Regions from separate parts of the Homo sapiens genome. Here regions 1, 2, 4, 5, 6 and 7 are each linked to region 3. Evidence: read pairs that join two places in POLR2A ChIA-PET (ENCODE). Cell type or tissue: MCF 10A. All regions are shown on one strand.

Region 1 (4,000 bases), 52 kb after region 3:
TTCTGGAATTCAAACATGCTTTTCTTTGGGTAATTGTAAGATGAGCCTCATGATGTTTGCTAGAGTCAGGCCAATGTGGTGGTAGGGTGGGGTGTGGTAGGAGAAGTGGTTCAGGGACACAGCCCTCACTGTCAGGAAATCAAGGGCATAAATCAAGTCAGAGGTCATTTTTGCAAATAGAGGCAAGTTCCAACATCTAAGGCTCACTGCTTTTTCCAGTTTTCTTCTGCAGCTGTGACTTCAACTGGCACATGTTTTTAATCAGTCATATGAAAACCGATTGTGGTCTGAAAATCAAAGCAGTCCTGTAAATAGTGTAAGACAAGTCCTGCTAATCATGCCTCGTGGTCTTGCCTTGTCCTCATTGTCCTGAACCGCCACTGTAAATTCTGACTCACTTGGGGTTACTCGCCTCGTGTCAAAGGGCCTCGTGTCAAAGGGTCATCCTCACAACAGGATGGCTACAAAGAGACCTGCTTCTGTTTCAATGTCCTTCACCCCAAACCCTCCAAAGGCCCCTGTGACAACTGCCATCCAATTCTGGGTGCCTTGGTGAGTGAGTGACTGGCACGATGGGAGCTTGTTTTGTAATTATGCCCCGGGCGATGGCAGCCTGGCTCTCGGGTGTGGGCTTTAGGAACAAACAAGTGCTTGTAACTGGTTCATGTACACAGTCAATCTTGCTAAATGCGCCAACCCCTGAGCATGCCTGGTCTGTTTTCAGGGGGTCTAAGCTTGCAAAACAAGGAAATTAACAAACTTGAGATGCAAAGGCTTGATATCGCAGTGGGAACACAGTACCACATGCTCACAGCTTCAGGCAGAGGCCCTTGCCCTCAGCTGGAATCAATCTCCCCTCTACTCGATTCCACAGCATGCCGGGCCTCCAACCTCAGGCTGGGCTATGTCTGCCTTGCGTTTGAGATATTTAGATTGGTGTCTAGACTACAATTTATACAGCTCGGCCTCCTCGCCTGTGAGAAGGCTGACTGTGGTCTCAGTATGTGTTGAATTAAATCAAATGCCGTTTTAGGAGGACTTCAACAACAACTGACTGAGATCCATTTCTAGACATCAAAGTATTGGGATGAATTCTGGTTCCTGCTAAATCACAGGGTATTTTTAAATACTTACCAAAGTGATCAAAATTACTGAGCAGTTCTCTCTCCCTCTGAGGCCCTCCAAGGAGGCCCTCTGGAGCTTGGCCAGTTCCTCTGGGGCTGGAGCAGCTTGCAGCCAGTTTTTGCAACTGCAAAGGCCAGGACTTGCTCCCACGGGCTGCAGGCATCTCTGCTCCCTTGGCATCCCCTGGTGCAGCAGATGAGAAGGAGGAGGAGAAGGGAGGGCCAGCTGGCTAAATGGAGGGAGGGACAGGGTAGTCCTAATGGGCTCCTGAGCCTCCACCGGCCATGGGACCAGCTTCTTTCTCTGGCGTTCATCACAGATGTATGCACGCATCTACACATACCAACCATTCTCTCACACCCTGGAAGAAGCTCCCTGAGGGCAAAGCCCATGGGTCGTATTCATCCATCTTTGCATCCCCAGCCTGGAGCATAGTGTCCAACACTCACCAGCTCAATAAATATTTCTCAAATGCAAGCATTTGGCTTACTTAAGATATACTTTAGAATGATAGAATGTTGTAATTAATAGAAGGAAAAAGGAAACTGCCGAGGTCAAACATTACAAGGAAGGGGAAGGGGAGACTAAGGGCGGGAGGTTAGGATGGTTCCTGTGACACTGCGTATCCTAATGGCACGTTAGCATAGGTCATCCCTGTAAGTGCCTAGAGGGCAGAATTTGGGGATGGTTCACCCTTAGTGCCCTTGGTGCTCACCCTGTCAGAAGCTCCCAGAAGATGAATGTCAATTTGGTGCTAAATGAATGCCTGCCTGCCCAGGGGGTTGACCTGAGGCCCCAGAGCTAGTAGGCGGAGCGTGAGCCAGTCCTCTCCATCCCCCTCCCTCTCAGACTGCCGTGCCCATCATAACCTGCTTGATGAGAGGCAGGAATGGCTGTGTGGCACTGAGAGAGGCTGGGAAGATGGGTGCACCTGGCTGGGCTGGGGCTGGGAACGAGGCCAGGTGGTGGGTGTGGGGGGCTAAGGAATGTGCTGCTGCCTGGGGCCTGGGAACCCAGAGAAGAGCCCCAGCCCTGGGTTTATCTTGTCTCCCCATCTGCACCTGCCTGGTGTGCCCAGATGGTGAGTCCTCTGCTCACTCTGCCCAGGGCTGCAAGAGCAGGCGCTCAGCACAGACCATGATGTGCTGATGGCCACGTGGCTGCCTGGGGTGGGGTGCAGGGAGCTCACCACAGTCCCGGCCAGGAGGAGGGCTACTCACGCAGCTCACCTGCTGGGAAAAGTGGGCCGCCTGTCGGATGGTGGTGAGTCACCACCAAGCTCACAGATTACCCTCCACTTTTTAGTCATCGAAAGGGGAAAAACCAAAGGGTGACCCTGAAAGAGGAAGTGCCCAGGGACCCAGCAGAGCTGAACCTGGAATGTGGGTCCAGGCCCCAAGTCACACCCCAGCTGGAACAGTGCTCCGAGGTTTGTGCGCAGCATGGTCAGGCATCAGCCTCCACAGCAAAGTGCAGGACTCCCAAAGGAGGGCCTCAGGAACACTTAGGAGATCAACTCCTTGAGGCCTCTAACCTTCCCCTCCCCTGAGTCTCTCTAGGGCTTTGAAGTGTTATTTGCCTGGTTGTAAGTTCACTTTCTTCCACCAGATCTCAGCATCCAGAGGCCAGAGCTCATGGCTTCCACAGGTGCTCAGGCCCCTGCATGCTGGCTTTTGGACACAGCTTTTGGTCACCCAACACTCTGGGACATTCACCCCCCTGGCTGGGTGTTTGAGGATGTGGGGGAGGGGCAGCAAGATGGCCATGGTCCCTCCTCTCTTCACCCTTATCCCCCTGACAGCTGAAATCACACCGCAGACACCTGGCTCTCTGGGCTTTCAGACAGAAAAGCAGCAATTCCCAAAGAAGAAACTACTCAATGGGAGAGGGTGTCCAAGCTCCACTCTCCCTGCTGGGGTACAGTGGCCTTCTGGAGACAATGGCCTTTGGTAACAAGAGTAATTCTCACAACAGGAACTTCAGGTGGGCTCTGCTGGGGTAGGGTGTGGGGAAGTTCCATGCAGGCTGGCAGATGACAGAACGTCTGGCAGGAGGGGGCCTTACAAGTCTTCTGTAATCATGCAGTAGAGAGGCTGGGGGCAAGCACAGGAGGAGGAGATGCATCTGCTCTGCTGGGCTGCAGGGATCACTCCACACTGCACCAGCTCGGGCCCTGCACATGCTGACAGCAGGTAGCCCTGCGGCCCCAGGCTTCCGTTACAGAAAGGGAGGGAGGGAAGGAAAGGAAGGGCATATATGCAACGTGGATGAATGATATCCACACATGGTGTAAAGAAGGCTTGTTCAAACAGTGGATCACAAAATCCATTTAGTGGGTTCTGAGCAGCATTAAAATAAAGTGAAATAAAATCAGAGTGCACTGTATGTGGCACTTTTGTTTTAGTTATATATACTGGATTCAAATGTAAAATATCTTGTAGATTGTGGTTAAAAAAAAAAGTCTGGAAGCCATGAGTATAAGGAAAGGGAGGTGCCTACTACATGCCAGATATCATGCTACTTATTTTCATGTGTATTATTTTATATTTACTCCTTCTAACAGGCTTACTACCAGGCAGGTGATTCTATTTTTGCCAAAAATAAATCTACGATCAGAGATGGAAAGTAAGTTTTCTTTTCTTTTCTTTCTTGAGACAAGGTCTCTCTCTGTCTGCACTCTGTCACCCAGGCTGGAGTGTGGTGGTGCAATCTTGGCTCACTGCAGCCTCGACCTCCAAGGCTCAAGTGATCCTCCTGCCTCAGCCTCCCGAGTAGCTAGGACTACAGGAGTGCACTACCACGCCCAGCTAATTAATTTTTTTTTTTTTTGTAGAGATGGGGTCTTGCTATGTTACGGGTCTCACTATGTTGCCCA
Region 2 (4,000 bases), 370 kb after region 3:
TATTTCACAAAATTTAGAAACCAGGATGGTAGGGGAAACCAGGGTTACTTTTGGTTTGTGACTATGTACCAAGTAATTTAAGGTACAAGAAATTTGGGACATATATCCAACTACCAATTTATATGAACTGCAGAGGAAGAAAGGAACATGTTAAACTATACCACAGAGATACAATCAGCAAAATCTAGTCTGTGGTAATTTTCTAGGACAAATGGCCCTGTTTCTGCAGCTATAAATTGCAAAAAAGGGGAAAAAAAAGATGGAGAAAACCAGTAACTTAAAAAGACTTGACATAACAATCACAATGCATAGATCTTAATTCAAACAATTAGGAATTTGAACAATGACTGGTTATTTGATGATGCTAGGGAATTACTGTCAATTTGTTTAGATAAGATAATGGTATTTTGGTTATGCTTTTTAAAAGATTTATATTTTTGCATATTATACTGAAATATTTACAGATGAAGTGTCATAATATGTGGGGTTTGCTTCAAACTACAATGCTACTAGGCAGTAAGTGAATAGGAGTATAGATGAAACAAGATTATGACGTGGCAATTATTGAAACGAGATCCATGGGGATTCATTATACAATACCCCAAAATAGAAAGTTTTTCAAATAAGGAAATTCTACAGTTGTAATTAATTTTGTTGTTTTGATTTCTGAAAATTATACCTAAGAATTATAATTGGATTTCTAAAATGGCTACTTACAAATTTATAGCCATGACATGAAGCTAAAAGTTAAAGAAGGTATGCAATTAATCTTAATTGTTTAATCTGGCTTAAAAATTTATCAATTTTCAAAACACCCTTAGTCCTTTATTCTAAATGTTACAAACATTTTAAAATGCATTGTTTCCTTGAAAAAGAAAATTTTCACAGGGCATGCTGCAAAACAGCACAAAAATTTTTATCTCAAATTTAATAATTACAAATTAAAAAGTCCAAAAAATACTAACAAAACATAAGAAATGGACTTAAAGCTCTCTTCAGGAAGTCAAAATCCTTAGATTAACAGACAGTATTTCAATTATTTGTGTTTAGTATTAAAAGGTTGACAATCACTATGACAGATTTTCTAATTCAGTAAAACACAGCTAAGGTTGTCTATGATGTATTCACTATGAACTAGACAAGATACATACATAAAATAAATCTATAGCTCATTCCAAAAGTATTTCTATTCAGTTCTATTTATATATCAATAAAAATATATAAACTCAAAAGTTTGAAATAGTTATCTCTTTTCCCAACTTGAAAATGCTTTTTAATTTAATCTGTATAGATTTACTGAATTTGGAGTAGAACCTAGATAGTAGTTGAAAGTAAAATAAATGGTTAACTAGTACATTAAATTAGTTTTAAATTAAAGTCAAATCTCATTGAGACACATTTTGCTTTTTAAAAATAATTCCCAGAGGCGCTAACTAGGCTAAAGTTCATGTTAACCTTGGAAACATCTTCAAATTACTAAAATAAATAAGTCTTTTTAAAATGTATTTTTAAGCCAGGCATGGAAGTGTGGTCCCAGCTACTCAGGAGGCTGAGGTGGGATCACCTAAGCCCAGGAAGTCGAGGCAGCAGTGAGCTGTGATTGTGCCGCCACACTTCCAGCCTAGGCAACAGAGACCCCATATCTTAACCAAAAAAAAAAAAAAAGTATCTTTAAACACACAAATTATATGTAATTGTTATGTCAATTAGTGTTTGTGCAAATTAATTTTTTAACCTCCTAAAGAACCACCTCCTTTGATTTTAAAAAGTGACTGATAACCTCTGGTAGACTATTTTAGATACTATAAGTAATTAGCTGTCCTTCTTTTGAAAATTCTATAATAATCCAGACTTTATTTTTCAATCTGGTTTCTTCATAAATGTTCTTGAAACAGATTCAAGAAACTGTATTCAATGTGTTGAATGTTTTGTTCATAATAATGTTGTACTTCTATTTTTGTAATCCTACCTACTTAAAAACATTCTTAAAACGTATACAAGGTCTACTGAGTCATTGTCAATTCAAGGCTAGAAACCATTCTGTGGTTAAAGGATTACATCAAACCAGTGTAAGGGCTGAGCTGGCGTTTTCCTTTACAGGTTTAAATATCTTGGCTCTCCAAAGCTTGTGTGGGGGCTGCAGTTTGGCATAAAATTCTCAGCAGGATGTAGATAATTTCTCTGAAAAATGTTTTTTAATGGCTAAGTGTTTTTTTTTTTTTTGCTTTTTAAAAATGTTGGAGAAAACATATATTAGAACCAGGTTCAAAATTTATGAGACTCTTCCTCTGTAATGTGCCCATTCTTGTAGATAACCCAAGTACAGCAGAGCAATCCCAATCCTAAAGACTTCATTAAGCACAAAACCTCATTGCTATATGAGTTGAAAGATAAGTACAAAAATCAAAACAAACTGCTTCAATTACAAAGGTAAACTTAGGGCTTCTTTGAAAATACATCCATGTGCTAAGCTCTCTCTGGTAATGATTATATGTTGTCCTTGGTCATTTTGGCCTCCACACCTCTGGTTTTCTTTCCATTTTTACATTCAAATATTACTGTCTTTATTCCCTAAAATGGCCTTGTGAGACAGGTACTTATCAGTTTTATCAATAAATAAATACATAGATCCTGCATAATCCACCTAGTAATCAATAAAACTAAATCTAGAGTTCAGATCTGTCTCGCCCATGTTCATTTTCAATACCTGTAGTTCTCGACTCTGGCTATAACACTAGAATTGGCTTTGTTTGTTTGTTGTTTTTGAGACAGGGTCTCACTCTGTCGCTCAAGCTGGAGTGCTGTGGTACAATCTCAGCTCACTGCAGCCTCAACCTCCCAGGCTCAAACGATTCTCCCACTTTAGCCTCCCAAGTAGTGCAATTACAGGTGCGCACCACCATGCCTGGCTAATTTTTGTTTTTTGTAGTGACAAGGTTTTGCCATGTTGCCCAGCCTTAGAATTGACTTTCTAAAACCACTGATGCCCAGGTTCTACCCCAGACTAAATAAATAAATTGAAATCTCTGGGAGCTAGGATCCAGCAATCAATACATTCCTGATTTCCCCATGAAATAATCACAGCACCACACAGCAATACAAGAAGAGAAATGTAGAAAGCAGGATGGCAGACATGGTCAACACTAAATTATCTACTTGCAAAACAAAGCTTTAATGTCATTTTCTTTTTTCACCCTACAGTCACTCACTTCCCCACTCCCAAATCAGTAAACACCAAGAAGTCACATAATTCTAGTATTTGCCTACATGAAGTATATTGGGAACATAAATCCTAATAATCACCAAAATGTATAAAACAATTCTAGCTAAAACACCCTCTAGATGATTTATAATTTTATACCCTCTTTAGCTACTGGCTCCCTTTATTATATTTTGTGGCCGTTTACTCCTTTCCGCATCTCTATCTTCCACCTGAGATTTTTGTCTTTCATCTCCCTGAAGAATTAGCAAAGGTTTGCTAATGATGAAGTCTCTGCTTTTGTTTACTTGAAAATGGATTTATTTCACTTAAATTAGTCAATCATCTTTTTGCTAGGTATAGGATTTTAAACAGTTGTTTAGTTTATCACATTAAATATATCACTAAACTGTATTCTCTCTTTCATTAATGCTATTAAGAAGTCAGCTAACAATCTAATGGTTGCTCTTTTGTTTTCTCTGGTTTCTTTTTTTAGATTTTTCTCCTTGTCTTTGGTTTTCTGTAATTTGCCATGATGTGTCTAGGAGTAAATTTCTTTGTAGATAGCCATCTTAGGATTAAGTGGACTACCTGAATCTGAGTAATTACATTGATTAATATTTATATACTGAATATATTTAGCTTTTTTAAAAAAAACTTTATTGCAAAATATAACAAATATATGGACAAGTTCACAAAACAAAAATGAATACCTTAATTAATAACAATCACAAAATCAACATCTGTGAAACAGATGGAGCACATGTACAAAGCTAAGCTCATCAGCACATTCTATTCCCC
Region 3 (4,000 bases):
AGGATGGCTGAGCAGTGCTGAGTCTGAAGTTGAGACAAGGTCTGGATCTCCAGGGGACAGAGCAACAGAAATACTCCTTACTTCCCTGGCTTCCTCCCACAGGGGCCCTCCGCTTCCTGTAGTGCCAGGTAGGAGCTAGAGAGGCCCAGGGCCCCTAGGCGGAGGCCATCGCCCACAGCCTCACCCTGGCTGTCTGTGGCTTGGGGCAGGGGCCTCTAATTTTCCAGATTATTTGTTACCTCCAGCAAAATGCTTAACAACAGCGCTAGGGATGGGCATCTGAGCACATGAACGATTAGGTTTGACCTAAACAGATTGTGAAAGCTGGAAAAGACCCCGAGGCATCACTGAAAGCATTTCCCCAAAGAGTGAGGAAGTTTTGCAAGGTGATAGAAGATGGTAGTGGATAAAAGCACTGTATTTTCAAATAAGTTTGGAAAATATTGGGGTTAAGTGGATTTCTTTACTTAGGACTTCTCAGAGCCTTTAATGTACCAGTGCAAATTGGGACTCTCCAGGATGCATTTCTCAAAAGCATCCCATGAAACGGTGATTCGGCCACTCTCTGGTGTTACGGCGAGGAAACAGGCACAAAGTCCTAGGGACAGGGCCACCAGGGAGACCGGAGTCTCTGCATTTTCCCTGGTATCAAAACTAAGCCCATTCATCCTTTTTCTCATTTTGTTTTTGCCTTGTAATCAGGGGCAGAGGTGGTGGGATTGGAGGGTTTATTTATTTAGATGTATGTACTCTGAAGACCAGAACTAAGGCCAGTGGGTAAAAGTTCCTGTTGAGCAAAATTTCAGCTCCACCCAAGTAAGAACTTTAAAATAATTAGACCTGTTTGGACATAGATGGAGCCAACTCATGCAGTAGTGAGCCGCCCATCACTAGAGGGGTCTAAGCCACAACCTACCAACCACTGAATGGTATAGCAGGTTGAATGGTGGTCTCCCAAAAAGATAGGTCTGTGTCCAGATCCCGGGAACGTGTGAATGTGAGCTTATTTGGAAAAAGGGTCTTTGCAGATGTAAGGAGGTTAAGAATCTTGAGAGGAGGAGATCATCTTGGATTCTTGGATTATCTGGGCAGACCCACAATTCAACAGGAAGTATCCTTATAAGAGTGGGGTAGAGGGAGATGACGCACACAGAGAAGGCCTCACAAAGACAGAGCAGAGACAGATGCAGGGACAAGCTAAAGAATGCTGACAGCTCCAGAAGCTGGAAGTGATGAGGAATGGATCTCCCTAGGGCCTCCAGAGGGAGCGAGGCCCTGCCGACACCTTGATTTCCGACTTCTGGCCTCCAGAACTGTGAAAGAGGAAGAGTCTGTTATTTTAAACCACCAAGTTTGTGGTCCTCTGTTATAGCAGCCACAGGAAACCAAGAGAGGTAGGGGTGCTGAGGAGGAAGGCGGCGAAGGAGTCTGCACTGAGTGATCCCAGGGCCTCTTCTGACCCCCTGCCCACTGGTCGTCACCCCCCATGATACCTTTGATTCGGTGATGGGATAACTGTGGTAGGATTCCGCGTCTGTCCCGGGAAGGGGGAAAGCAAATGGACTCAGCTTCAAGGCAGAACTTGAGCTGCTGCTTCCGCAGCTCTGCCAGAGCCACCAGCAAAGGTGCCTACTTTGGCCTCTTTAGAAGATAGTCCCTTAAAGTCAAAGAACCTACAACCAGCTTCTAGCCCCCAGGGTGTCATACCATCTCCACTAAGTGGTCAATGGGCTGCCAGGCAGGTGCCAGTCAAGACTGGCTGAGAAGCTACGAGTTGGGCTATGAGACCAGCTTCAGTCAGTGTCAGTCAGCACAGGGAGGCTGAGCAGCTCAGGCACCGGCTGCAGCTACAGAGGCCTTGCTGGGTCTGTTTTGTGTCCTGGGGTCTCCTGCCTCAGGGACAGAAATCAGCCCAGTGACCCTCCCCCTGCCATAGGCACACACAAGGGAGGAAAGCTGGCACCCATCCTCCACCCCATGTGCAGCCTGTTCCCTTCCTCTGCTACACGCGTGCACTCTTACACGCACTCAGGAGCTCTGTTGCAACAGCCTCTGTGCCCGGAGACAAGCGATAACACGCCCTCCTGCCCGTCTCTTCTTGCCTTTAGTGCCTGGCAAATTAAGACCAAACCCAAGTTGCAGGGCAAAAGAGGATCAATTACCAGGTAAAGGAGGAGGCTGCGGTTTGAATGTCTCAGCAGCATTTTGGGGAGACCTGGGGACAGGATAGAGAGGGGCTGAGGCCAGTGCTCCCTTCAACACTGCCAGTTGTCCAGATGCCTGCAACCATTGGTAAAAGCAAGTCTCAGTTGCTTTGTCCCTAAAGCCAGGAGCCCAGCTGGTTGTGTCAATCAGGGCTGGCCACTCCCTTCAGGGCTGGCCACTCCCTTCCTCTTTGGGGAGCAGAATGAGCTTTGCCCACCTGGTAGAGCGGTGCTGGGTGTCCTGGGCAGGAGTCCCAGCCCTGGCACACCTGTGTGTGCAGTCTGACTGGCTTACCTAGAGCCCAGCAGCCCTCAGTGTCCTCCCTCCTTCCCTCCCTCTCAGGGTGGGGAGGGTTCCCACCTGCCCAGCTTCAGTCCGGGCAGACCCATGCTTCCCCCCACACCCTCAGAGACCCAGGCATCCACCTTCAGAGGTGGCCTCTCTTTACCTGTTGGTTCCCCCTTTCCAAATTAACCCCAAACCCCAACACCACTCCCCAAACCTGAGTCTGGGGGGAAGGGAACGTGGCATTCTCCCCTTTCTAGGTCAGAAATGTTTTGTAACCAAGCCCTCGGGCTCTGCAAATGTTTGCTTGCAGGTTGCTTTGCTCAGCTGGGGCAGGGCTGGGCTGAAGCCCCCATGTCCTCAACTGCCTTCTTCCCCTCCCTTCACCACCCTAATTTCAGGCTCAACTGTGCGCGTTTAGGGCTTCATTAAACTCTTGTCTTGCTTTCAGAAGAGACACTTTCTGCCCCAGGGAGTTGCTACCATGCTTTGTGGAGAGGGCAGGTCCGAGCAGGCTCCAGGTGAGGGCCTGTTGGGAGGGAGAAGGAACATCCTTGCTGGAAGCTGCCTAGAGGTGGCCAAGGGGAAGCTAGCGGGGCGGGAGGCTCAGAGGGTGCCCACCTTGGTGAGGGTCCCCCCGGCACAGAGGGTCTCCCTATCTCCACCACCACCGCTGCGTGCCTCGTTCAATGATCGCAGGTCGCGGTGTCCAGGTCACCCTGTTCCCAGTGCCTGCCCCGCCCTGCCCCACCCTGCCCAGCCAGCGAGCAGGAGCCTCCCGCACCTCCCAACTACTGCTGGCCGCACCCTGCCCTCACCGTCAGGAGGGCCAGGCCTCCCACCCCAAGGGACCTCGCCCACTCTGCCCTCACCTCGCACGTGGGGCCAGGCCCCCCCATTCCAAGAGACCTTGCCCACCCTCCTGGGGCCCTCGAGAGGAGGAAAAGGATCCAGAAAGTGGGCTCTGTGATCCAGACCCTCAACGCAGGCACGTGGTGACCACACTCCCAACCACTAGGACGGACCTGCCTTGTACTGGTCCCAGGAAGGACTCCATGGGGTGAAACTTTCTAGAGAAGCATGTCTCAAAGGGCCTGCTGGCTTCGAGGCCTGGGTTTGCCCCTTACTACCTGTGTGTCCTCCAGCAGATTACTGCATCTTTCTGAGCCTCAGTCTCCCCGTCCGTAAATTGAGGGTACTATACCTGTTCCCTGAGGTGTCCAGGGGAATGGAAAGACATAACGTAGGAGAGAAAGCCTGTTGCTCACTTAGGTAAAAGGCTACACAGACATGAGATATTACTTCTATCAAGGCTGGGCAGGCTGTGAGGAAAACTGTAATAGAGCTTTTAGCATTGTCCCCAAAAGAAAATGCTACGTGCACCGCCCCCATTTCATTCTGTAAGTGCTGTGTTCCCTGCATGCTCTCTCCCTGGCCAAGAAAAGCTCATCTTGCCACCCCCTGCATATCTTTCCTTGGGCTTCACAAGCCCCCTCAGGATTACTTCATG
Region 4 (4,000 bases), 660 kb after region 3:
CCAGCACTTTGGGAGGCCGAGTGGGCAGATCATGAGGTCAGGAGTTCGAGACCAGCCTGGCCAAGATGGTGAACTCCTGTCTCTACTAAAGATACAAAAAATTAGCTGGGTGTGGTTGCGGGTGCCTGTAATCCCAGCTACTCGGGAGGCTGAGGCAGGAGAATCACTTGAACCTGGAAGGCGGAGGTTGCAGTGAGCCGAGATCGCACCACTGCACTCCAGCCTGGGCGACAGAGTGAGACTCTGTCCCAAAAATAAAAATAAATAAATAAATAAATAAACAAACAAGTAAACAAATAAACAAACCACATTGGAGAATAAAAAAGAAAAACAGCCGGGTGCTATGGCTCATGCCTGTAATCCCAGCACTTTGGGAGGCCAAGGCAGGCGGATCACCTGAGGTCAGGAGTTCAAGACCAGACTGGCCAACATGGTGAAACCCCATCTCTACTAAAAATACAAAAATTAGCTGGGCGTGGTGGCATGCACCTGTAGTCCAAGCTACTCAGGAGGCTGAGGCAGCTGAATCTCTTAAACCCAGGAGGTGGAGGTTGCAGTGAGCTGATATTGCACCAATGCACTCCAGTCTGGGTGACAGAGCAAGACTCTGTCTCAGAAAAAAAAAAAAAAAAAAGAAAAACCACATTAATCTCAATATACTAACATAACCATTGATATCATTTTGCTACTATTCCTTTACAAATTCTGTTCACACAGCTGTAATCATACAATATATATAATTTTGTATATTACTTTTTAAATTTGACTTTATGTTCTAAGAACTTCCACCACATTTTTGCACTTTGTAACCATCATTTTAATCACTATATAATATTCCAGCAAGGAAATGTTCTTAATTTTTTTCATGACTTACTTAACCATTTCCTTATTGGAGGACATTTAAGCGATGCCCCAAATATGGCTATCATAATGCTAAATATTGCTGTTTTCATTTATTTATTTCCCTGGGGTAGAGAGACTTCCATAAATGGAATTGCTATGAAGTAAAAGGTGGGAACATTTTAAAGTCTCTTGGTACATGTTAACAAATTGCCTTAAGACTGTACTAATTAAGCTGAGTACAGTGGCTCACGCCTGTAATCCCAGCACTTTGGGAGGCCAAGGTGGGCAGATCGCTTGAGATCAGGAGTTTGAGACCATCCTGGCCAACATGGTGAAACCCTGTCTCTATTAAAAATACAAAAATTAGGTGACATGTGCCTGTAATCCCAGCTACTCGGGAGGCTGAGGCAGGAGAATTGCTTGAACCCAGGACGGGGAGGTTGCAGTGAGTCAAGATCACGCCACTGCGGTCCAACCTGGGCAACAGTATATGATGGCTTTAAATAGAACAATAACTTCTCCATTTCAACATGTGACCAAAATGTTTATACCTTCTGACCCACCAATTCCATCGCTAGAATTCTGGAAATAATCATCAGGTGTGCCCTGCCATGTCAGGATATCCACTGAAGAATATGATGGTATGATATCAGGTATCTTAAAATGTACATATGTATTAAAGTCTATGAAGAGGGGGCTTATCAGAGAAAGACTTCTATATTTTACTATATATACTTCTGTGTTGTTTTCATCTTTCACAATGAACACCTATTACTTTTATAGTTTGCCAAATGACAAAGATATTTCCATTTTGGAGACAAACACAGAAACCAGCACACCAATTTTCGTTTGCAGTGAACATGCTGGTTAAGTGCATCAGAATCTCAGCTCTAAACCTTACATGACCCTGAGTTTTCTGTCAAATGCTGATGATATCAATGTCATAGGGTTATTATGTCACTTAAGTGAAATAATTCCTGGAAAATACTTAGCACAAAGCCTTGCATTTAGTAAGTATTCATGAATATTAGCTATATTATTATTTTATTCTGACATTTCTTTTAGTCTGTGGAGGCCTCTACTCCCCTACTCACAATCTCAGCCACTATTTCCTACTGCTTATCCCAATAACAAGTGGCCTTTCCAAGCCTGCGTGATGCCACATCAGCCACACACCTCTCCTTATGATTCTGTTTGGCAAGTCATAAGCTGTTAGCCCCAGGGCAACACAGAGGCAGGAGGCAGGAGGGAAGGAGTGCAGCACATATGTGCGTGGGCAGGGCCCTGGAGCACGAACCAATGCGATGAGGACGCACAGCACTGGGAACCGGCAAAAATGAGCGAGACGGTTTTCAGGAGAGCAACAGCTGGCAGGGGAAACACCCAGAGAAGTAAAAATATCAGATTTTTAAAAACTGAAAATCTCCAAGCACCTGTAATGCTTCATGCTTACTTTCAGAAAAAAACAAAAACAAACAAACAACAAAGACGAAACTCACTTTTTAGAAAGAAAAGCCGGGTGGAAGAGCACTAAGCTGAGAGGCACTGGCTGGTTAGGGGTAAGAGCCGGGACGCTGCAGTTCGGGTCTGGGTCTGGATTCTGGCTTTTCCACACGCTGGCTCTGTGAACACTGCCAAGCTGATTCATCTTTTGTGTCTCAGTTTTGTCATCTATAATATGGGGATAATAACAGTGCCTAGCTTACGGAGCTGTGAGGCTTGAAGGAGCTAATATGCACATATACACGCTCTGTAAGGGCCGCCCCTTATCATTTAAGTACATGCCTGTTTGCCCTTGACGGGGCTGTGTAGCAGAGCGCCCAGCTGGACGAATCTCCCAGCCAGTTGGGGAGCCCCTCTGAGGGTCATTCCTGCGGATGTGGCCGTCGGGAGGACCAGCCCGTTTGCAGACCAAGCTTTTGCTTCCTCTCATCCCTCCTGAGGAAGACCCTGGGAAAGGAATGCTCTTCCTGCGGGCCCTTCCTCAGACACCAGGCAAACGGGTGAAGGTGCAGAGGTCGGCGGTGAGGAGGGGCCCCTGCGGTCTGCCAGGGTGAGGCTGACCTCCAGGGCTGCAGCTGCTCGGGGGGCCTTTGGCCGGGTTGCCCAGGAAGGCAATGAGGGCTCCCAGGCAGCTTACTGTGCGGGGCCGACCCCAGCAGAGGAGCAGGGCCTGGTCAGGGGCTGGAATGGGAGAAAACAGAGGGGCCCTTGGGGAGGAAAGGGCCCCAGGAGGGAGGCAGTAGGGTAAGTAGGGGGCTGTGAGGAGGCGGGGGCAGGAGGCTGTAGGGGAGGTAGGAGACTAAAGGCGGGGGGAGGGGGGCTGAGGAGAAAGAGGGCCTACAAGGAGGGGGAAAGGAGAGGTGGGATGTGGGGAAGAGGAGGAAGGAGGACTGAGGGCAGGGGGTGGGGACACGGAAGGGGTGTAGGAGGAAAGGGGGTGAAGGTGAGATAAAGGGGAGGGGAGGAAGGGAAGGGGGCAGGGAGGGAGCAGAGAGGGGTGGAAGGGGCAGGAGCCCAGGTATGTGGGGCGTGGGCAGGGGGAGGGAGGGGGGAGGTGAGGGAGTGTGGGAGAGGAGTGGATCCGGGAGGACCAGCCCAGGTGTCGGGGGAGCGGGTCGGGGTGGGGGGAGGTGGGGGCCGTAGGGGAGGGAAAGAGAGGAAGAGGGAAGGGGTGTGGGGAGGGGGGAGGGGGCGGAGGGAGGGTGCCCTGCTCTCGCCTCCTCCCGCCCCGGGCCGCCCCGGCCTCTGGGCCCCTCTGGCCGGGCGCCACCCACGCGCCTCCGATGCAGCGTCAGGCAGCCGCTGGGGAGGACGCGGCGGGAGCCTCAGATGCCACCTACTCCCCGGCCTCTCTCCCAGTTGATGCTTCTATTTTAGGCAGCACATTATTTCCTGCTGTGATTTTTTCAGCCTTCTAATTTGGGCTCTGAGGTAAGCCGTGACATCCGCCGCGCGCCCGCAGCCCCCTCCCGGCCCGGCGGCGCGATCCTGCCCGAGCCCCGCGCCCTCCGGCCGCGCCTGCGTCTTCACGGAGCCACTCGGCCAGGCCTGCCCCCCAAACAGGCTCCCGGGAGGAGGGCTTCTCCCCCGTGCAGGGTGAAAGAGTCCAGCACGAGGGATTTCTAGGCAAAGATTTAGAAAAAGTGACGGGGAC
Region 5 (4,000 bases), 570 kb after region 3:
CAGTGACAGGATTTGTTGCTGTTTCTCTGAGCCAGTGGTGGAATTTTTTTTTCCTGGTTCATCTTTTCTGTAGGAGTCTTAGTTCCAGCACTCCACTTTGCTTGAAACCCACCTTTTGTCCAAACATGGCCATTAAAACCCAAGCCCCATGATTACCCGGACCAGCAAACTGCTTGGATGGCCATAGTTTATGCTCTTGCCGTGCTAGTTTTTAGAACTCTCTTTGTTTTTGGACTCTGGGAAAATCTTATTTCTATTTTTTAGATATATTAATAGTAATAAGGCTTCTGTTTTATCCCAGAGTTCTGAGTATCTTGTAGAAGGAGAGTTTTCAGATCTCTAGGCTACAACATTGCTACAAAGAGAAGCCTAAATTGGGTTTCTTCACAGGCAGTGATCACAGTCAAGGTCCTCAGGCTGCCTTTCATCTTATTCTCAGAGCATCGTGGGAGTTCCAAGACTAATGATACAAAAGCAGCCTCTAGAACTGAAAACAGTTCCTTAAGAAATAGGAAATATTCTATTGGAAAGAATGGCAAAATGGAATGAGGCACATCCCACTGTACACTTTCTTATTCAGCACACTCTGAATTTTCCACATGCCACACAGTGGATATACACTGGTATGCCAGGGACACACTGGCATAATAAGACAGTCCCTGGCCACAAAGAGCTTGGAATCTAGAAGAGTGCATAGTCCATACAGCTAGAATGAGAAGTCCCATGGTGATGCAGTGGAGGGGGCCCACCTAGCCTGAGGAGCCCAGGGAAGCTGTTTGAGAGGGTAAGGGAAGGAGCTGAGCTGAAGGATAAGGCAGAGGCAGCTTGGTAAAGTGGCACTCAGGCAGAGGCAGCAGCTCATGAAGCAGCTAAAGGGAGCATGGCATATTTGTGCTGCTTCAAATAGTTCCATTTGGAAAGACCTGAGTACAAAGGAGAGTTAAGGATGAAGTGGAGAGGTGGCAGGGTTGGGTTGTAAAGGGCTTCCTTTGCCACTTCTGAGAATTCACACTTCTGAGGGCAATGGGGAGCCATTTAAGCAAGGGATACATTTGATCAGATTTATACTTTATAAAAAGATTAATATGGCTGCTGTGTGAAGAATAAATTGGAGTTTACAAGACTGGAGTCAGGGAGAACAGTCCAGAGACTGTCGTATTGATCTGGGTGAGAGATGGTGGCAGCCTGGACTAGGGAAGTGGAAATGGGGATGCTGAGAAGTGGGTTTGAGAGCTCATGGGAATTCAGATGACATAAAGATAGTTCATTTCCTTAAAAAAAGTGGGGGCAGTGGGGCGATAACTAAGATGGTTATTTCATAGTTGAAACAAACAGATCATTCTGTCAGTCTGAGTGGTTTTCAGCATATTTTTTACTCCGACTCACATAAAGGCTAAAACCTACTCCCACTAGAAAGAGTTCCTGTCATCAGTGATTCTCTGCAGATAGCACAGAAAGATGCCTGTATAACTTACAAAAAATAAAATTAAAATCTCAGGTGATCCATAAATGCCCTTCCATCCGGTAAATGCCCTTCCATCCAGTATGCCTGCCTTCTAGGGAATGAATGATCTGTGTAACAGGCAAGCATTTGGAGCAGAAATCAATCCTTCATTTAAAGTAACTGACATTTGAAGGTAACTCTTTTGCAACATAATGCTAGTTCAGATACTTGCCCTACCACCTGTGCCTTAGACACTAGCTTATTCCTGGTAGAAACACAGCCTTCACGTAACTATGCATCCTTCCCTGATAAAGTGACAAATCAGCCAGTATATGACGAATTTGGGTTGTGTAGACAAATATACCAGGTGCACCAGCCAAGACATACACAGTTGGTTGTGAATCATCCACACCAGCTTTCAATGCAGTTAGATTCACAGAACAATTGCTCAGTTCCTTCCTTCATTTTCACAGTGTAGACCTGGCTCAAGACCCAAGAGTGAAGCAGCAAGTGTGAAGAAGCAGAAACATTATAAATAACCCAGAGAATCCTTTTATAACAGCAACTGCCTACTGATTTTGTGGCCTAACAGCTCGAGCAAAAATGAATATAAATACAACATTGTGCAATGACTAATTACTCAAAATTTTGTGCATCAGCAGAAGTGGAACCTGTGGTTGGTGCTAATATTATGAAATGCCTTTGCTGTTTAATAATCTGGTAGCTCTGTATTATTTAGCATGCATTTTTCTTGGAGAACAATGATTTTATTTCAAGTACCTCTCACTGAAATAAAAAAGCAGCTGTTAGAAGATGAACATTTAGCAGAAAATATTTTAGCGAGTCTTTTGTAAGATACTAAGTCCTATTGGATTAACTGTTTTCTGTCTAGAATAGTGGGGTCACAAAAAAAAGGGGATTGCTGACCACAAAAGGCAAAAGGCCAACCTTTAGAACTCAGTGAATCACTAACAGACATTTTAGTTTTAATTGCGATTTACTCACCAATATATATACAAAGCTCTCATTAATATTGCCTGAAGAATGGGCCCTTTTTAATTCCATTTTTAGCTCGCTCTCAGGATTCCACTTCTCTTTCATTAACATGGAATTCTTTAAATTATAGAATAAATTAACCCACCGCAAACATTTTGGGCAGAATGGGGTTTTCAGCAATTTTCAGCCTCCACAGGCCATTCTTCTCAGCAGCTTGCCAGCCAGCAGAGCGGTGAGGGCCATGGCTGGGAGCAGCACCTGCCCCTGAACTTGAAGAGAGGCTAGAGCAGCCCAATGGGCTCCTGGCCCAAGCCCACTCTCAGGGTGACAGTGTCCTTCACATGTTCCTCAGGCTGGCCAAACAAGGGGTGTGCCAGTGCGTAAGCCACATCACCATAAGGCTGCTGGGCACAGCCAGTTTCAGCCAAAGAACATTATGGTTGAGCTGCATTAATGTGCCCATATTGACTCAGGGACAATTTTTACATTATTATAAGCAAAACAGAAAATGTTCTCTTTTAAATTATCAAGAAATGTGAAAAAACAAAGAGTTTCATTTTATCTCCAGTTCCCATTCCTGGGGTGAAGTGGGTGATAGGTAAAGATTAAAAATGGAAGAGTTTTCAGAGATGGCTGAAGATTACCTAGAGGGTGAGGCTCAGGCTTGGGCCGAGGGTGGAATGAGGTATAGAAAAGGGAAAGGATCAGGCATGTCTGTTCTGTATATTATTTGGCAATACAAGACAGTATATCTACATTTTTTACAAATGTTATCTCAAAACACCTTCGTCAAAATGCTCCACTTCAGTCCTGGTCTGACCAGCCAGCCCAGAGCCCATCACAAACTAACAAAGCTGAGAATGGACCCTGAGACACGGTCAGGCCCCAGATGGAGCCAGCCAGTGGCCTCTGTCAATATGAACTAATGGCTGACTTGGACTGGGAGCCATTTGTCAACAATAGTGGGGCCAGATCTGTCCATGGCACCAACCTGTGAGGTAGGTTGAGCACCACAACCAAGCACCTCAACCTGTGTGAAGACTGAGATGGCTGAGACACACTGCATCAGGCAGGGGATTTCTTTTGTCTTTGACTCAATTTTAGATGGAATCCAAGTGATGCAGTTACTATGATTATCTGTACTCTTTCTTAAAAATGGTTACTAAATACTTGTAGGGTACCAATAAAGGAAGAATCTGGCAGTTCTGGGATGAAAGTTAATAGAGTTTTTCTTGTTTTATAGTAGTTGAAATATAATCAATGTATTGAAATTCAGAAGATCAGTGTCATTCGTAATACCACTTATGGTCACTTTGGGCAGTGAAGTGCTGCCCTGAGCATATCTTAGCCCCACCTTACTTTGATTTTGCACTCAACCGCTTATTGATCCTTCTCTGTTCTCACCTATCTTAATGAAAGAAGGCTTTAGCCTCATAAACCTCATTCCAGATAGAAATACATAATTCAAGAGAAACACTGATGTCAAAGAAGAGAAGGCATACCAATTTGTGTCAGCATTTGCTGTAAATTAGAGAGGAGTACAGGGAGAGTTTAATGTAA
Region 6 (4,000 bases), 640 kb after region 3:
TTGCTCCTCTGTACAGCTCTAAAGTTGTGTGAACCAAAGGAATACACAAGAGTGTGAAAAGGTTTTATAAACTGTAGAGTACCATATACAGCTGAACTACTCTTAGAAGGCAGTTACCTTAGCTTCCTCCGACCCTCTGTGACCGTAAGGTACTGCCCTTTGATTCATTTCTAGAAATTGCTAGAAGTATTGGACAAGCCCAATCAGGAAAAGGGTTAGCAAACCTTTCCAGGAGGAGAACGCACAACTGAGCAGAAAGAGCTGTGCTCAGGGAAGCCTGACTGTAATGTACTGTGATTTATGCACTAAGAAAATCTTGACACTATTCTCCATCAATTGCCCCCATGTGGGCGCAAGAAAGCCATATGGAGCAAAACACTGGCAGAGGGAGCCCACTTCCAGCAAAGAGAGAGAAGCAACGAAGAAAGAGCACCCCTTAATTGACTAGAGGCCAACACCCCCACACAGAGGTGCCCATGTCCTTTCGCCTGCCTGAGTTTACTGTGGGACCATGGACCGAACCTTCTTGCTCCACACTTCGGTGGCACCACTCCAGAGCCTCAGCCAAGAGCTGTGTAGCCCAGCTCAGGACTCTGTGGTGGCCTAGAAAGCCCCAGACTACGATGGCCAAGGGCTTTCCATTTGCTGTCTACATCTGCCGTCCACCCAGCTGCTGCTGAAGACACCGGATCTCCCACAAGGAAACAGTACAGCAGAGTGAAGAGAGCATCATCCAGGGAGCAGATAACCTGGGGGAGAATCCCAGCCCTACCTCTCTCTGGCTGTGACCTTGGGCGAGGTGGTTGACCTCTCACCTTGCTTTCTTTCTGTACAAAATGGAATCGGGTTCCTGACCTCACAGGGTATGGTGAGGATTGAGTGAGCTCACAGGTGCCCTTGGGGAAGAGGCAAGTAATGGAGCTAGTGCAGAAAGTTTAAACAATAAGAAGGGGTGTGTGGCCACTGCCAGGTCCAGGGAAGGTTCCTGATTCAGTCCTGGCTGCCACAGGAATGCAAGCTTGGTGTTGGCAGATCCTTTTATTTGTCAAGAAAAATCAGATATCTGGATTTTTATGTGAACTTTTCCAATTTTCAAAAGCCTGTGAGGACAGAACAACGCATATCTGCAGACTGTCAGGGTGCAAACTCGGATGACTATGACATTCCTGCAGCGCTCTTGGCCTGGTCCCTGCCTGGTGCCTTCCTCCTCTCCCCATTCTACCTCTTCCTGGCTAGCTCCCTAAGGCCCTGCCTTTCCCCCTGGTGTCTGTCGCCCTCATTGTAAAGTGGGCAGAGGCCAGCTCAGTCCTGGGGTGGCCAGAATTCAAGGCCCTGGGGCTGAGGGAGGGCAGGTCGGGTGGCACTATGAGGACAGGTGTTCTCAGCAGAAGCAGGTTAGGTACAGGACTGTTACCTGGAAGCCCTACTGAGCCTCTTCCCCAACAGGGAGGGGGAAAGGTGGGGAGCAGGCAGATACCTGCAGCCACAAAATGAATGAACGAATGAACAACGAACAGCCCAACCACCGCTGCCTCAGGTGGAAGTTGGCAGCTGTGCGGTAGGATGGCAGATTATCTGGGGCTCTTCTCAATCAATAATGTTGAGGGAGCACCCAGAAAAGTCTTCTTGCAAAAGTTGGTGGGGCCTTTGGTAGGCCCAGCCCAGCAAACCGGCTCAGGGCCAGGACCCAGTGAAGCCAGCCGCCTCCCGGCGCCCAATCTCCATCTTGGGCCTCGGATTAGAATCAGCCGCCCCCGCCCCGCGCCTTCCCGAGAGCCCCGCCGGGGCTGCCGGAAGCGGGGGTGCAGGGCGCGGGCATGGGGGTGTGCCCTTGCATCAAGGCCCTTCCCAGAAGGGGCAGCGCCTTCCCAGCACCGGCCTGCTGGTCTCCCCCGCGCCCGCCCTTCCCGGATATCCCGGCGACGCGCTGCAGCCTTTCCCGGGCGGCTCGGGTTGGCGAGGTCCGGGAGCCCTCGGTGCCGCGATGGGAAGTGCTTGCCCACGGCCCGGCCTGGGGACACACTCCCGCGCCCTCCAGGCCCCTGAGCTGTTCCTGGGAAAGGGCGTGAACGAAGCTCCCGCACAACCCCTTTCTTTCTCTTGGCACTTCCCAGTAAACCCTCCAGGTGTCCAGGTGGGGCACTTTCCACTGCCGGGCTCAGCCCTGGGTCTGGGTCTGCGGCCCGTCCCTTCGCTGCAGAGCGCGGTGCAATCGCGGTGGGGTTGGAAGGGGTCAGGGCTCCTGCCGAGCCAAGTCTCCTCCTCTGCCTGGGCAGCTACACGACTGGACCTCAGTGCCCACTACATGGACAAGCCTTGAAACTCATCCATCCAAACATCAGATAAACCTAAACTGAGAGACATTTCACAAAACTACACAAAGATGAAGAAGGGCTGAGGAACTGCACCAGACCGAAGGAAAGGAAAGAGACAGAACAACTAGATGCAGTGCGTGATCCCAGCTTGCATCTTGGATGGGGGGGAAATTGCTGTTAAGGACATAATTGGCAAAATTTGCATGTGGATTATATAACAGTAATATTGTATCAATGTTAAATTTCCTGAATTGGATCATTGAAACGTGGTTATGAAAAAGAATGTCCTTGGTTTGGCTTCTCTGAAGTATTTAGGGATAAAGGGACATGTCTGCAACTTCACCTCAAAATGGTTCAGAAATAAAATATAAGTACATTATTATTCCCCAAACAATTAAGCATATGGCTATTGTATGGCCCAGAAATTCCGCTCCTAGGTGTATGTCCCAGAGAAATGAAACATATGTCCACACAAAAACTTGTACGGGAATGTTCATAGCAGCATTAATCATAATAGTCAAAATACAGAAACAACCCCATGTCCATCAAGTGATGAATGGATAGCCACAATGAGATACATCCATATATTAGACTGTAATAAAGCCATAAAAATGAATGAAGGGCTGATACATGCTACAAATGGACGAATCTTGAAAACATTATGCTAAGTGAAAAAAGTGAGTCACTAAAGACTACAGATTATATGACTGTGTTTATATGCAATGTCCAGAATAGACATTGTAGTCTATTCTGTCTATATAGAGACTACATATTATAGTCTATAAAGACAGAGAGTAGGTTAGTGGTTGCTTAGGGCTGAGGTGAATTGGGTTTAGGGAGGTGATAGCTAAAAGAGGTACAGGGTTTTGTTTTTTGGTTTGTTTTTCTTTTTTTGAGATAGGGTCTCACTCTGTCACCCAGGCTGGAGTGCAGTGGTGCAATCATGGCTCACTGCAGCCTCAACCTCCTGGGATCCTCCTGCCTCAGCCTCCCCAGGAGATGGGACCAAAGGCACATGCCACCACACCTGGCTAATTTATTTTTTATAAAGATAGGGTCTTGCCTTGTTGCCCAGGCTGGTCTCGAACTCCTGGGCTCAAGCAATTCCCCCCCACCTTGGCCCCCCAAGGTGCTGGGATGATTACAGGTATAAGCCACCACGCCTGGCCCAGAGTTTCTTTTTTAGGTGATGAAAATATTCTAAAATTTGCTGTGTGGTAATGGTTGCATATATGGTATATGACTTGTATCTCAACAAAGCTGTTATAATAATAATAATAATAATATGTATTTATGTAGACAGACAAAAAGAGAAAGTGATTGATAAAGCAAATGTGGCAAAACATTAATGACTATTGAAACTGGGGAAAGGATATTCAGAAATTAATTGTACTATTCTTGTATCTGTCCTGAGTGATATGGTTTGTCCCCAACCAAATCTCATCTTGAATTGTAGTTCCCATAATCCCCACATATCATGGGAGAGACCCAGTGGGAGGCAATTTAATCATGGGGGCAGTTACCCTCATGCTGTTCTCATGATAGTGAGTGAGTTCTCACGAGATCTGATGGTTTTATAAGGGGCTTTTCCCCCTTTTGGTTGGCACTTCTCCTTGCTGCCGCCATGTGAAGAAGGACGTGTTTGCTTCCCCTTCTGCCATGATTATAAGTTTCCTGAGGCCTCC
Region 7 (4,000 bases), 82 kb after region 3:
ACAGATAATAAGTAAAGAAATGGGTGTTGCTGTGTTTCTATAAAACTTTATTTACAAAAACATGCACAGGGCAGGAACTAACCTGCAAGCAGTAGCTTGCCAACCCCTGGACTAGATAAACAAAATGCTCTTACCTGTTGGAAATAACGACAGATTCACTTACTTTGCTCTTTTGGCCATTTCATTTCCATCCCATCTGGGGCTGTACGGATAATTTTTTTGGGCCTGGGAGTAAAGCTGTCCACTGTTGGTAAAGTGATAAACGGACTGAAATGTGAGAGTTGGCTGGTCTCGAGGGAAAAACAGAGGCAGGTCAACTGCAAAGACAGAAGAAAGAAAAAGAAAGTTAGAGCATAAACACATCTTAAGATTTTTTTTTTTGACTAAATCCGAATGTTAGGTACGAAACTCTATTTGAACCACAAATACTGCTTGCAGTTTGGATGAAAGGTGTGGTGTATAGAGAGGCACCAAGAAATACAAAGTGACTTCTCCATCTTCGAGGAGTTTATAATCTAGAGGCAAATCACACGTGGGTGAAAATGTCACCAATAGAAGGCATGATGTGTAGGTGCTGTAAGAATGCTTTGAAATGGTCACAGAAGCTTAGGGAAGGATGCTTGGGTGCCTGCAACCATCTGACATTCCTCTCTAGCACTTCCCGGGATCAATATTCCATAGCAGAGTTCTCTTTCTATCTGTTTTAAGTGTCTATTATAACATAAACTCTTCAAGGGTTGGGCAATGTATTCCACATCTATAATTTGATGGAGGCAGTGGGACAGAGGCTGTTTTTCAAGAATGCATTTGGAGAAGCGGTAAGAGTGCAGGTGATAATCTTTCTACTTTATAGGATATGGCAACCAGACTACCAGGAAAAATGAAGTTATCACTCTACTTCCAATCAAGCAGTGAATTTTGATACTCAGCAGTTTCAGTTTTTTCCATATGCATTACCACATATATTTATATCTCCTAAATCAGTGGGAGTTCCTTAATGGAACGCATAAGGTACTACTCTGAGCACTAAATATGTTTGCTGTGATAGTACAGGCTAATTCCAATCCTTGCTGTTAACATGTGTTATATGCTTTATCTTTCATTTTGGGGTTCTTTAACTCAATTTTTAAAAGTAAACTGACTTGTTATTAGTTGAGGCAAATCATCATTAAAAACACAGACTGTTTCAATAACACATTCTTAAAGGTATATAACGTATATGTGTATGAATGTTATCCACTTCTAGGACAAAGAATAGGAACAGCATAAAAATAATAAGAAAAACAAGTATAGAATTTTCTAGATTTACAGGGTATCTTTATACACGTTATCTGATTTGTTACTTAGAACTCCATGACAGAGACATTATCTTCAACATTTGCATTTAACAGGTGAGCAAACCAGAGACTCTAAGAGGTATATTAACTTGCTCATGTCATAGTCAGGCAGGGGCAAGACTCAAATCTAGTCCCATGATTCAAACATTCGGCTCCTACTATGCCCCACATTGCCTTCTCCTACTCCAGAGGACACTGGCATAACCTGCTTACGACTCATTCACTATGTCACAATTTAGGAAGCTAAAGTTGTCATTATGAAGTATGTATAAGGTTCGTCTTTTTAGCTACATGAGGAAGATATATTTAAAAATACATACCAGATAATTAGGCCAGGCACAGTGGCTCACACCTGTAATCCCAGCACTCTGGGAGGCGGAGGTGGGTGGATTACCTGAGGTCAGGAGTTCAAGACCAGCCTGGCCAACATGGTGAAACCTCATCTCTACTAAAAATACAAAAATTAGCAAGGCGTGGTGGCAAGCACCTATAATCCCAGCTACCCGGGAGTCTGAGGCAGAAGAATCGCTTGAATCCGGGAGGCGGATGCTGCAGTGAGCTGTGATCGCGCCACTGCACTCCAGCCTGGGCAACAGAGTGAGACTCCGTCTTAAAAATAAATAAATAAATAAAAATACATGCTAGATAATTATACATCTATCACTATTCTAGTCTGGGGTGACATTCAACTTGGACTAGGTACTCTCAGCACTCAATATGATTTCTTGAAGGAAAACTTAGGTCCGCAGCAGACTTTTAAGGAGAAGCCAAAAAACTCCCGAGAATCAAAAAACCATCCAGTTGGGAGGGCCTCTTAGACTCGGAGTGCACTTGACTCTGATGATGACTGACTCAGTGCTGCAGGGGGTTTCTACAGATGAATCACACGACAGTCAGAGAAAAGGGCACGATTTTGAATGTCCACTCTTTAGTCACATTTTTCAAGTACCACAATAGGGCAGTCTGAATACATGTCTGTTGGTGCCAAAGCAGAGAGTTCATAGTATAGAGGAACAATACGAAAGACTGATTAAAATCAATAATTCAATTCAGAAATCGCTTTTGAGTCCCTGCATATTGCAAAGCATGATCTGTAACGTTTTCAGTCACTCTGCACAAATATTGCTTTCTAAAATTAACTTTGTATCTTTTCTCATTACTACTTCCATTTCTTCTGATTAATATTTATTTATTTATTTATTTTTGAGACAGGGTCTCGCTCTGTCGCCCAGGCTGGATGGAGTGCAATGGCACGATCTCAGCTCACTGCAACCTCTGCCTCCTGGGTTCAGGCAATTCTCGTGCCTCAGTCTCCCAAGTAGCCGGGATTACAGGCGCCTGCCACCACGTTCGGCTAATTTTTTATATTTTTAGTAGAGATCAAATTTCACCATGTTGGTCAGGCTGGTCTTGAACTCCTGACCTCAGATGATCCACCCACCTTGGCCTCCCAAAGTGCTGGGATTACAGGCGTGAACCACCGCGCCTCTTCTGATTAATTTTTTAAAAAGGCCTATTCGTGGCTGGGCGCGGTGGCTCACTCCTGTAATCCCAGTACTTTGGGAGGCTGAGGCAGGCAGATTACCTGAGGTGAGGAGTTCGAGACCAGCCCGGCCAACATGGTGAAACCCCGTCTCTACTAAAAATACAAAAAATTAGCTGGGCATAGTGGTGCGTACCTGTAATCCCAGCTACTCAGAAGGCTGAGACAGGAGAATCTCTTGAACTCTGGAGAGAGATGTTGCAGTGAGCCGAGACAGCGCCACTGGACTCCGGCTTGAGCAACAAGAGAAAAACTCCGTCTCAAAAAAAAAAGCCTATTCACATATACTTTGACTTCAGTTGTTTTATACTATGTACACTTTTGCAAATATAAAACAAGGTTGAGAGTAACCTCCAAAGCAATCATTACCAGCAGAAAAGTACCATGAGAGCTTCCCTACAAGAAAGCAACAATTTTAAACAGTAGAACTCAATTGCAATAATTTATAAATTTAAAGCAAATACAGTCATCACTCAGTATCCAAAGCAATGCAGATAATACCACAGGCTATGTGATTTTCAAGCTACTGGCTTTTTCGGGTTTTGGAATGCCTTCTATTTTCGTTCTTATTATTTTGTTTTGTAGAAAATGAGTTGCTGGTATTAATATTTTAATATGCTAAAAAATGATTTTTTCCCACCTATTTTGGAACCATCTTCTTTGACTCCCTAAATGCCCAGTTAGCATCAGAAATAATTCAAAATATGAAGGAAATGTATCTACCTGGGCAAGTGAGTTGTTCTGATTTTTAAAAAACAGCAGCAAGGTAATGTTGATATCTACCACAGTCCCCAAAAAGCATTGATTACATTATTATTTCTCCATGGAGATTTGTCTAACAAAGTGTAATTGAAGCCAATATTAAAATTTGAATACTTTCTCAGTGCACACAGTAAATGTATTATTAGGGGAGCAGGAACAGTCAGAGTACTTCAGAGATAAAACTGGCAATTCACATATGAGAAAATAAAATTTTAAAAATACAGTATCTTGCTCAACTTAACTAAGCTGTATCCTGTCTATATCAGTCAATGGTCAATAAAATGATGGCTTATTTTAAAATGTTCTATGCATAAGAATGAGTTAATAACTAAAATATTTATGAGAAATACTTCACATT

The links. ChIA-PET counts read pairs that join two places held together with the same protein. Peaks named below come from ENCODE experiments on the same cell type or tissue, not always from the same donor. Only the 100,000 strongest peaks of a DNase experiment are listed, where the experiment ranks them.
Region 1: POLR2A ChIA-PET joins it to region 3 with 5 read pairs; 2 of 35 experiments call an interaction of 5 or more read pairs at or near these places.
Region 2: POLR2A ChIA-PET joins it to region 3 with 6 read pairs; 2 of 35 experiments call an interaction of 5 or more read pairs at or near these places.
Region 4: POLR2A ChIA-PET joins it to region 3 with 7 read pairs; 2 of 35 experiments call an interaction of 5 or more read pairs at or near these places.
Region 5: POLR2A ChIA-PET joins it to region 3 with 8 read pairs; 2 of 35 experiments call an interaction of 5 or more read pairs at or near these places.
Region 6: POLR2A ChIA-PET joins it to region 3 with 5 read pairs; 1 of 35 experiments calls an interaction of 5 or more read pairs at or near these places.
Region 7: POLR2A ChIA-PET joins it to region 3 with 8 read pairs; 4 of 35 experiments call an interaction of 5 or more read pairs at or near these places.

What each region holds. Positions count from the first base shown.
Region 1 is chr2:28,324,582-28,328,581 of GRCh38, reverse strand. The region is part of intron 11 of BABAM2 (BRISC and BRCA1 A complex member 2); the gene reads right to left. Among named protein-coding and RNA genes, the nearest start is that of BABAM2-AS2, 16 kb to the right of the region's middle. In MCF 10A, no CTCF peak of the experiment used is centred here; a DNase peak (open chromatin) is centred at 2,351.
Region 2 is chr2:28,002,355-28,006,354 of GRCh38, reverse strand. The region is part of intron 4 of BABAM2 (BRISC and BRCA1 A complex member 2); the gene reads right to left. Among named protein-coding and RNA genes, the nearest start is that of MIR4263, 8.0 kb to the right of the region's middle. In MCF 10A, no CTCF peak of the experiment used is centred here; a DNase peak (open chromatin) is centred at 2,064.
Region 3 is chr2:28,376,552-28,380,551 of GRCh38, reverse strand. It overlaps LOC105374383 (a long non-coding RNA gene), which reads right to left and starts at 3,197. Exons shown (of 3, transcript XR_939876.3): 1 at 3,112-3,197. RefSeq lists enhancers at 1-140, 141-641. In MCF 10A, no CTCF peak of the experiment used is centred here; DNase peaks (open chromatin) are centred at 2,081, 2,401 and 2,981.
Region 4 is chr2:27,715,361-27,719,360 of GRCh38, reverse strand. It overlaps LINC01460 (long intergenic non-protein coding RNA 1460), which reads left to right and starts at 3,629. Exons shown (of 2, transcript NR_135200.1): 1 at 3,629-3,777. It overlaps LOC105374378 (a long non-coding RNA gene), which reads right to left and starts at 3,238. Exons shown (of 3, transcript NR_160725.1): 1 at 2,629-3,238; 2 at 2,343-2,514. RefSeq lists enhancers at 2,311-2,824, 2,825-3,339 and a silencer at 3,533-3,942. In MCF 10A, no CTCF peak of the experiment used is centred here; a DNase peak (open chromatin) is centred at 2,080.
Region 5 is chr2:27,807,963-27,811,962 of GRCh38, reverse strand. All of the region lies in intron 7 of RBKS (ribokinase), which reads left to right. Among named protein-coding and RNA genes, the nearest start is that of MRPL33, 38 kb to the right of the region's middle. In MCF 10A, no CTCF peak of the experiment used is centred here; a DNase peak (open chromatin) is centred at 1,832.
Region 6 is chr2:27,733,558-27,737,557 of GRCh38, reverse strand. All of the region lies in intron 2 of LOC105374378 (a long non-coding RNA gene), which reads right to left. Among named protein-coding and RNA genes, the nearest start is that of LINC01460, 20 kb to the right of the region's middle. RefSeq lists a silencer at 1,723-1,892. In MCF 10A, no CTCF peak of the experiment used is centred here; a DNase peak (open chromatin) is centred at 1,827.
Region 7 is chr2:28,294,655-28,298,654 of GRCh38, reverse strand. BABAM2 (BRISC and BRCA1 A complex member 2) reads right to left here. Exons shown (of 12, transcript NM_199191.3): 11 at 164-317. Among named protein-coding and RNA genes, the nearest start is that of BABAM2-AS2, 14 kb to the left of the region's middle. In MCF 10A, no CTCF peak of the experiment used is centred here; no DNase peak of the experiment used is centred here.